2 separate regions of the Homo sapiens genome follow, and region 1 is linked to region 2. The links are chromatin contacts, found by Hi-C or POLR2A ChIA-PET in ENCODE. All regions are on one chromosome and are shown on one strand. Each heading gives the region's core, a stretch centred on a gene start or an enhancer-like site at or near the end of the contact. The rest is flanking DNA. Distances are from core to core; before and after follow the strand shown.

What was found. Hi-C counts contacts between places; a loop is a spot of excess contacts on that map. ChIA-PET counts read pairs that join two places held with the same protein, here RNA polymerase II (POLR2A). Pooled maps may share reads with other maps.
Region 1: POLR2A ChIA-PET joins it to region 2 with 5 read pairs in B cell. The contact joins the enhancer-like site here to the promoter of LINC01503 in region 2. A Hi-C loop is called at or near these places in 3 of 168 maps with a recorded cell type or tissue (dorsolateral prefrontal cortex, esophagus muscularis mucosa and prostate gland) and 11 of 50 pooled maps. POLR2A ChIA-PET finds 5 or more read pairs at or near these places in 12 of 52 experiments (A549, B cell, BJ and 9 more).

The regions. Positions count from the first base shown.
Region 1 is chr9:129,440,249-129,444,857 of GRCh38, reverse strand. All of the region lies in intron 2 of LOC105376291 (a long non-coding RNA gene), which reads right to left. Among named protein-coding and RNA genes, the nearest start is that of LINC00963, 46 kb to the left of the region's middle. Within about 2 kb of position 1,722, at least 5 of the 41 ENCODE cell types and tissues checked have a DNase peak (open chromatin) inside an H3K27ac peak, as active enhancers do.
Region 2 is chr9:129,334,742-129,339,455 of GRCh38, reverse strand. It overlaps LINC01503 (long intergenic non-protein coding RNA 1503), which reads right to left and starts at 2,533. Exons shown (of 4, transcript NR_120686.1): 1 at 2,468-2,533; 2 at 539-664. RefSeq lists enhancers at 2,053-2,856, 2,857-3,660, 4,465-4,714, 4,251-4,714.

The DNA.
Region 1 (4,609 bases), core at 473-2,972, 110 kb before region 2:
CTAGCCTGGGTGACAGAGTGAGACTCCGTGTCAAACAAACAAACAAGCAACAACAACAACAAAAACAAAATTTAAAAAAAAGAAAGGAGAGGGGTGGAGCAGTAGCAAGTGCTGGTCCTCATGAGTTCTGAGTCCTGCTGGGTGGATTCGGCAAGTGCCACCTGCCCTGGGGAAAGAAACCCCTCGACCAGGCCCCATGGTGCTCTCTGGAAATTACTCCCGACTCCCCTGTTCTCCTGCCCTTGGGCCGTCCTCTGGGAGGCCTCCTTTTCTATAACCTCCTTGACCACACGGGATGAGGACCCTGGAGAAGAGGGTTTCCCTGGGGGCTGAGCAGCTTCCTCGGGCTGCTTCCCCGTTGGCGCCCAGAAGTGGTTTTGTGTTGTTGACGGTCACAGTCTCTTTTAATCCAGCTGACAGCTCTGCGGACAGTGCCACCCTCTTTAAAACTTTGTAACTTTTGCCCAATTGTTGTCACTCAGCTCTTTTTGCCAAAGATACACCCAAGGCCGGGTGCGGTGGCTCACGCCTGTAATTCCAGCACTTTGGGAGGCCAAGGTGGAAGGATCACCTGAGGTTGGGAGTTCAGGACCAGCCTGGCCAACATGGAGAAACCCTGTCTCTACTAAAAATACAAAATTAGCCGGGCATGGTGGCGCATGCCTGTAACCCCAGCTACTCGGGAGGCTGAGGCAGGAGAATCACTTGAACCCGGGAGGCGGAGGTTGCCGTGAGCTGAGATCGCACCATTGCACTCCAGCCTGGGCGACAGAGCGAAACTCTGTCTCAAAAAAAAAAAAAAAGACACACCTAACTTTCTTCTAGACATGGCTTTCTAGACAGAACTGTGGGCCTGCAAGCTTTTCTGAGGTTTCAACAAAGGGCGTGATGGCCACACCCTTGGTATGATCTTTACCCTGAGACTGAGTCTTAACTGGGCTCTATCACACAGAGTGTTTCTTAGTTTTATTATTATTATTTTCTTAAGCCCAGAATATTCTTTATTGACTATTTGTAGAGTATCCATTTTAAAGAGTCTTCACAGAAAGTTTAAAATTCATAATTAGCTGGGCATGGTGGCACATGCCTGTGGTCCCAGCTACTCAGGAGGCTGAGGAAGGAGGATTGCTTAAGCCCAGGAGGTCAAGGCTGCAGTGAGCTGGGATCGTCACTGCATTCCAGCCTGGGTGACAGAGTAAGACCCTGTCTCAAAAAAAAAAAAAAAGAAAAGAAAAGAAAAGGAAGAAGAAGAAGAAGAAAGAAAGCTTAAAATTCACAATTAGACTTCTCAAACAATACATTTCTGGGGACAGACAAAGTTAAATTTAAAACTCTTATCTGCTCCAAGATCATATTGTGTGTTCCAAGCACAAATATGTCAGAAATTTTTTCTAAAATGTCATTTGGCACTTGAGTCTTGCAGAAGCGACAAACTGCCAGAGGGGCAGGGACTGTGTCTGTTTTGCCCACTTATTATGCAAAAGAGCAGGATTTTCCAAAAATGGCCCTGGGTGCTCACTCTAGGTTGTCTGGGTGATGAACTGGCAGGATGGGGTGGAGAATTGGATCGCACCTTTTTCCAACTCGGGGATAAGTGGTTCGTGCCCAAGCACAGCTTCCCTGGCCCACCCCAGCCTTCTCCCAGCTGGGGGCACAGCACCCAAGCTCAGCCTCCTGCAGCACAGGTGGCCTCCTGCACGTGACAGTGTCTGGATCCTCCCACGGACTATGGACCTTTGGGCACTGGGCGCCTGGAGCACTCACTTAGTTGCTCTTTCATTGGACCGAGATGAGGAATAGTTGCCTTTTTCAATCCTGCAAATCCAACATTTCTGGATTTTCTCTTTCCCTTTCATTTCTGCTTGCAAGTAGGTTAATTCCCTTAGATCCCATCTCCTGTCTGTAGGGCCCTGTGAAATGCGGCGTATTCGTTTGCTAGGGCTGTGGTCACAAAGTCCTGGGTGGCTGAAACACAGAAACACATTGTTTCACAGTTTGGGAGGCTGGGAATCCAAGATCAAGGTGTCAGCAGGTTGGTTCCTCATGAGCGCCGTAGGGAAGGATCTGTTCCAGGCCTCCCACGTTGGTTTATGGATGGTTGATTTCTCCCCGGGGTCTCCATGTCATCTTCCCTCTGAACATGTCTGGGTCAAATCGCCTCTTTTTTTTTTTTTTTTTTTTTTTTGAGACAGAGTTTCATTCTTGTTGCCCAGGCTGGAGTGCAATGGTGCGATCTCGGCTCACTGCAACCTCCACCTTCTGGGTTCAAGTGATTCTCCTGCTTCAGCCTCCTGAGTGGCTGGAATTACAGGCGCAGGCCACCACGCCCAGCTAATTTTTTTTTTTTTTTGTATTTTTAGTAGAGACGGAGTTTCATCATGTTGACCAGGCTGGTGTCGAACTCCTGACCTCAGGTGATCCACCTGCCTCGGCCTCCCAAAGTGCTGGGATTACAGGCGTGAGCCACTGTGCCCAGCCTTTTTTTTTTTTTTTTTTTGAGACAGGGTCTTACTCTGTCACCCAGGCTGGAGTGCAGTGGCAAAATCATAGCTCACTGCAGCCTCGAACTCCTGAACTCAGGTAATCCTCCCACCTCAGTTTCCCAAGTAGCTAGGACTACAGGTGTAGCTTTTAAAGCTTCTGCTGGCCACTGATGTGTGGTCACTTCTGCTCACATTTCACTGGCCAGAGTAAGTCACATGGCCAAGCCTCGTCAGAGGGCGTGGAAGGACGTTCTGGGGACAGGATGGTATAACCTGCTTAGGAGAAGGAATTGCTGGGCACAACGGCACCATCTATCATCCGGCTGGCACTGGTTAAGGCTTACGTGTGTGGGGCTTTGTGCCAGCAGCTTCACACCCTTAGCTCATTGACTCCTCATGTAGCCCCATTTTATAGGTAAGAAAACTGAGGCTTTGAGAGGGAGAGAGACTTGCTCATCGATCATAAACAAGATTAACTGACAGACTGAGAAAATCCTGAAGGTCTACATGCTTCTCAGGTCTTGCCCCGTTCCATCTTCTTGAGGCCAGGGTGAGAAAATCCTTGGCCTAGGATGTAGCCCACGCGGAACACTCACAAATGGTAGTGGAGTTAAAGATCTGAGTTGAGGCCAGGCGCGGTGGCTCACGCCTGTAATCCCAGCACTTTGGGAGGCCGAGGCAGGTGGATTACCTGAGGTCAGGAGTTCGAGACCAGCCTGGCCAACACGGCAAAACCCTGTCTTAACTAAAAATACAAAAATTAGCCAGGCATGGTGGTGCATGTCTGTAATCCCAGGTACATGGAAAGCTGAGGCAGGAGAATCGCTTGAACCTGGGAGGCGGAGGTTGCGGTGAGTTGAGATCGCGCCAATTGCACTTCAGCCTGGGAGAAACTCCGTCTCAAAAAAAAAAGATCCTAGTTGGGTGTGGGGGCGTCTTGAGCCAGCAATGCAGCTGCACATCCCACCAGGGTGCCGGAAGAGCTTGCTCTGGGGGAGCCCACACCCCACCTTTCAGCTCAGCTCTGCCTCCACCGTGCCTGCAAATCTAGGTGCTCCCCAGAGTGCACAGGGTCAAGGGAGGGCAGGGGTTTACAGAAGTAAATCCAACTCCTCCTGGAGGAAAGGGAGAGAAGGAGCCTTGTGCATCCCAGGACCCTGTGACCCTGTGATCACTCCTTTGCGGCTGAATCTCCCAGGCTCTAAGTGCCTCTGGGGGGTTATGAATTTCTTGTCTGCTTGTTTGTTTCAGCAGGGGTGGGCAGGGGGCAGAAAAACCTTATGTTCTTTTTATTATGCTCCTCATTTTACAGATAGAGAAACTGAGGCCCAGGGAGGTTAAAGCCACTTCCCACAGCAAGGGCTGATGATAGATCCAGGACTCAAGTGCAGCTGGGGCGGGCGCTGGGAGGACTGGGCACTGAGGCCCCAGGTGAGCCTGTATTAAGGAGGCTGAGGGTGGGGCTGGATGGGAAAGTGGTGGTGCGGACGGGGTTGGGGGGTGGGCGCTTCTCCCCCCAGGCCACCCAGGTCTCAGAAGGACAGAGGGGGCAAGACAGTGATTCTTGGAGAGATGGATTTAGTCTAGGGGGTCCCAGATAGTGAGAAAGAGAGAACCAGGCAGGGGCCCGGGCCCACGTGCAAGGGACAGTGTGAGAAGGAAACACACACACACACATCCCACCACAGACTTTTTCTGGTTTTGACACCCAACTCAGAGAAGGTCTTTTTACATTCAGATTTCTGAAAATGTCGTTAGAAACAATAATGACGATGGCAAGCCTTCCCTGAGACCTCACAGCATTTCAGGAAACTCGCTGAAAGGCTTTGCCTGGACTCCCTCATGGAGCCCTCACAGCTGCCCTGTGAGGTGGGTGCCATTACTGTCCTCTTATTATAGATTGGGAAACGGAGGCTCCGAGGTGCCAGAGCTTGCAAACCGATGGAGGTTGGCCAGACTTCATGAGCCACACTCTGAATATTCCCTTTGAGGCACAAACAACAGAATCAAGAAGGAGGCCACGCGCGGAGGCTCACACCTGTCATCCCAGCACTTTGGGAGCCGAGGTGGGTGGATCACTTGAGGCCAGGAGTTTGAGGCCAGCCTGGCCAACATGGCGAAATCCC
Region 2 (4,714 bases), core at 1,284-3,783:
GGCGGCAAGGAGGGTGATTCCCAAATAGCAGCCCCCAGAGCCCAGGTTCTGCCCCCAGAGAAGCTCAAGTCCAGACACCAGAAGGACCTCCCTTCATCCTGAAGACATTTACATGAGGAGAGCCACTTCCCCGAGTGACTCAACATGCACAGATCTGGAGGGACACACACACGCACACGCAGAGGGCTTCTCTAGACAGCTGTGTGCACCCCTCACTTCCGGCTCAGGATTCCCAGGCTCCAGCCCGGCCCCAGCAATCCAAGTCCTTCCCATCTATGCAAAGCTCAGGGGTGCCTCTGGCTTGTGGGGGCCTCATGGAGCCATATCCTGTTCCCTCATTCCAGAGGCTTTCCCTGCCTAGTGGGGCAGCTCTGGGGCCAGGAGAGCGGGGACGGCCCCAGCCTGAACCACAGGGAAGTGGAAACCCTCAGGGAAATTCACACTCCAGCTGCCTGCCAGCCAAGGACAACACACATTCATACATGCGCACCGACACGTGTACACAGTGACACGTGTGTACATACAGCCCCATACTCACCCTGACACGTAGGTACACACTTGTCAGAGGCGTTCGAACCAGAGCGACTCCATTTTGAGTGAGGGCTGGAAAACGAGGCTGGGACCCGCTGGGCTGCATTACCAGAAAGGTGGGTATTCCGAGCCCCTAGAGGTTTATGGTTAAGGGAACAAATTAATAATGTTTACTAAAACAGACCCGGACTTAGGAGTGTCCAGATATCGCCATATCTGAAGAACAAAGGCATTCCTAATTTTGCTTTAAAGATAATAATATCGATTCTTGCAAAATATAGTAATTAAGAAAATTAATCCTTTATCACAAACCCTTGTAGCAGAGCAAATCTCCCCATATATACAAGCATTGTACCTAGGGTGGATGCGTTCCTCGCTCCTCCTCTTACTTTCAGGAACATCCTACTCTGTCTACGGAGTAGCTGTCTTTTTACCGCTATCCCTTTTTTTTTTTTTTTTTTTTTTTTGAGATGGAGTCTTGCTCTGCCCAGGCTGGAGTAGCGTGATCTCAGCTCACTGCAACCTCCGCCTCCCAGGTTCAAGCGATTCTCCTGCCTCAGCTTCCCAAGTAGCTGAGACTACAAGCATATGCCACTACACCCAGCTAATTTTTTTTTTTTTTTTTTTTTGTATTTTTAGTAGAGACAGGGTTTCACTATATGTTGGCCAGGCTGGTCTCAAACTCCTGACCTCAGTTGATCTGCCCTCCTCGGCCTCCTAGAGTGCTGGGATTACAGGTGCGAGCCACCGCGCCCAATCCCTTGTACTTTCTTAATAAACTTGCTTTTGCTTTTCACTGTGGACTCATCCTGAATTATTTCTTGCGCGAGATCCAAGAACCCTCTCTTGGGGTCTGGATCAGGACCCCTTTCCCGTAACACACTAACACATACACACTGAAACTCACACATGCACTAATATACACTCCCCTACTCCCACTGGTGCACACACACCAGCACACTCACAATGACACGACACACCCAAGCACACACGGACACAGGCGCGCACACACGGACACAGCAGTGTGTAACTCTGGGTCTCCGGTGGGTCTGAGTGGTCTGCTCCACGGTGGGTCTCTCCTGAGGCTGGAGCCTCCTCTCAGAAATGTTTCTGCCCCCAGCTGCCATGTGGCCTAAAATCCTGACAAATTAGGAAAGATTCCTTTAAAACCAGCACTTCGGATTTTAGGCTTAAGCAATATTTGGAAAATGTGAGGCTCAGTCCCCCAGCTCGCTGGGCTGTGGGCCTGTCACCTGGCGCGCGTGGGGGCAGGCAGGAGGAGGGGGCTGGCTCGTGGTATGGGGCGAGCCCGGGCAGATTTGGGGCACAGGCAGGCACGCGGACACCCCACCGCTGAGAGCCAGAGAGACAGCAGAGGGCCGTGGGGATCAAAGACAGGGCTCTGGAGGGACCCAATCCCCACCCACTCTCTCTGCAACCCTCCCCAAGGGACTTCACTCCCGCAAACCTCAGTTTCCCCATCTGCACAATGGGTGTGAACCCGGGACCCACTTCATGGGCTAATGCGAAACTTAAATGACACCGTACCAATTAAGTTATAAGCCCTGGAAGCCCAAGAAAAGAAAGCGGTGGTGCGATGGGGGAAAAACCACCATCCCCGGCTTCCCGCGTGTAACGGGGCCGAAAATAACCAGCATTTTCCTTTTCTCTGCGGCTGAAGCCCACGCTTCCCAGAGGACCGGGCCTGCTTATCAGGAGCAGAGCGGCTCGCTCGGCTGTCTCCGCCAGAAGGTGACTGTGGGGGCCCGGCTCCCCTCCTGCCTCCAGCCCGACTCCCACCAGGAACACACCAGCTCCTCCCCCCGCCGCCCCTTTCAGGTTTCCGCCCCACCCCCAGCCCGCAAACAATTTTGCATATATTTAAATCTCCTCTGCGAGTTCCCCCTCCCCCGGAAAAAGAGAGAAAAGAAATTACAAAGGCCGTCATTTGTCTCCGTCCCCGCACCCCATCTATCAGGGCCCGGAGCCCGTCGCCTCGAATGAGGCGCGCGCCCGGGACGGCCGCTTTAATGGGGCGCCGCGTGTGACTGTGCAGCCGCGCGGCGGGCGCAGCCGGCCGGCATTTGCATACATATTAAACGGAGCAGTAAAAAATGCAGACATGCAAACCATTTGGACGGGCTCCTCGGCGTAGAGCCTGCCAGGAAATCAATCTTCTGGTTTCTTAAAGGCAGCCTGCTCGGGAGGAGGTGGCGATGCCACACAGCCCGCAGGCCGTGGGAGGGGGCCATCGTCTGTCCATCTGCCTGCGGGAGCAGCCGTGGGGGTCCTTCCCGGCCATGGAGGAGCCACCTCCTGGGAGCCAGGGGCCGGGGAGTTGAGTGTGGTGGGTCCTGGCTCAGCCGGCTGTGTGCCCTGTAGTAAAAGGGGTCCCCTCTCTGAGCTCCCCCTCACTGGGTGCTGAAGATATTTCCTTTCCCTTTTGCTAGGCTGGGGCTTAAGGGACTAACCCAAGATCACTGGGCCCCTCTATGCAGAGCCTGGGTCTCTAAGCCAGGTGCGAAGAAGGATGGCCAAGAACACAGGCTCTGGGGGCGGGCGGCCTAAATTCAAAGTCAGGCTCCACTCCCCAAGAGCTGTGTGATCTTGGGCAAATGCATCAACCTCACTGTTTCCCGTAAAAGGGGGATCAATATGCCTCCCTCTTCGGTATGCTGTTGGATTGAAATAGGTCAGCCTTGTAAAGCACTTGGCTCATTGCCTGGCATGTAGTAAGTGCTCAATAAATAGTGGTAGAACAATGTGTAGGAGGGCCCTTGGTGTTATTGGTATGTTTTTCTTGGTGAATATCCCTCTTTATATCTGCATAGTGTGGCAAGCCACTCCTCCCAGAGCCTCCTTACCTGTAAAATGGGGTGTTTTGATTTTCACGGGAACTGCTAGCTGTGTTCTAGAAGGCACTGGGTCCCTGCTGTGTGCTCCCACCCACCCGCTGATTCCAGCCAGGTGTGGCCAAACTGGCGCCTCTGAGGGCTGCCCACAGCCTGTCTTAGGCAAAGCCCAGAGCAGGGATGGGGGCATACCCCCAAACTGACCATACATCTGTGGGGCCAGGAAAAGGCAACTGGCCCTGAGCCTCAGCCTAGTGAGACTGGGGCCTCTCTGAATTCCATGGCACAGATAAGGAAACCGAGGCTCAGAGAGGTGTGGCAAAGCCAGGAAGCTTGAAGGTGGTGCCTCTGGGATGCAAGCCAGGTGTGCCCAACTGCAAGGCCACCTCCCCAGAGGTCCCCCAGAGAGGAAATACTGCCGGCAGAGGGAGGAGCTCATCCCACAGTGTCAGGGAACACAGCTTCCCCCCAAAGGAGGGGGGTGCTTGTGGAGAAAGAGCTGAGTTTTGCGTCTGAGCCCAAGTGAATATTTGGTACTCATGAAGGTCCTTCCTTTTTTTTTTTTTTTTTTTTTTTGAGATGGAGTTTTGCTCTTGTTGCCCACGCTGGAGTGCAATGGTGTGATTTCAGCTCACTGCAACCTCCAACTCCTGGGTTCAAGCGATTCTCCTGCCTCAGCCTCCAGAGTAGCTGGGATTACAGGTGCCCATCAACACGCCCAGCTAATTTTTTGTATTTTTAGTAGAAACAGGGTTTCACTATGTTAGCCAAGGTGGTCTCGAACTCCTGACCTCGGGCGATCCACCCACCTCAGCCTCCCAAAGTGCTGGGATTACAGGCATGAGCCACCGTGCCAGTTTGGTCCTTCCTTGAAAAGACCCAGAGGAAGAGGGGAGAGAGGGTTTTCAAGAACCAGCTCAAGTTTGGCCTTCATTCATTTACTTCATACTCCCGGAAGCGAGGAACAGAGGTGACCAAGGTCCCCAAGACCTGGCCGGGCAGTGGGCAGTGGGAAGTGGTGGGGAGTTAATGGCAGGATGGAGGGGTGCACCTAGACCAGTGGGTGCACTGTCCTCTCTGAGACCCTGGGGATTAGGTGAAGAGGCCAAGCCAGTGCATTGGGGTGGGGGGGCTTTGCCTTCTGTTGGGAGAGGGTCCCCTGTGGTTCAAAGCTTCCCAGCTGAGTGGCAATGTGACCTCCCTGCTGTGTGTGGGAGTTGCAGCCTAGAGTTATGGGAACTAAAGAGGCCAGACCCAGAGCTGTGGCCCAATTCACTGGTGTCTTGCTGTGTGACTTTGGAAAAGGCCCCGCTTCTCTGGGCTGGGGTGGC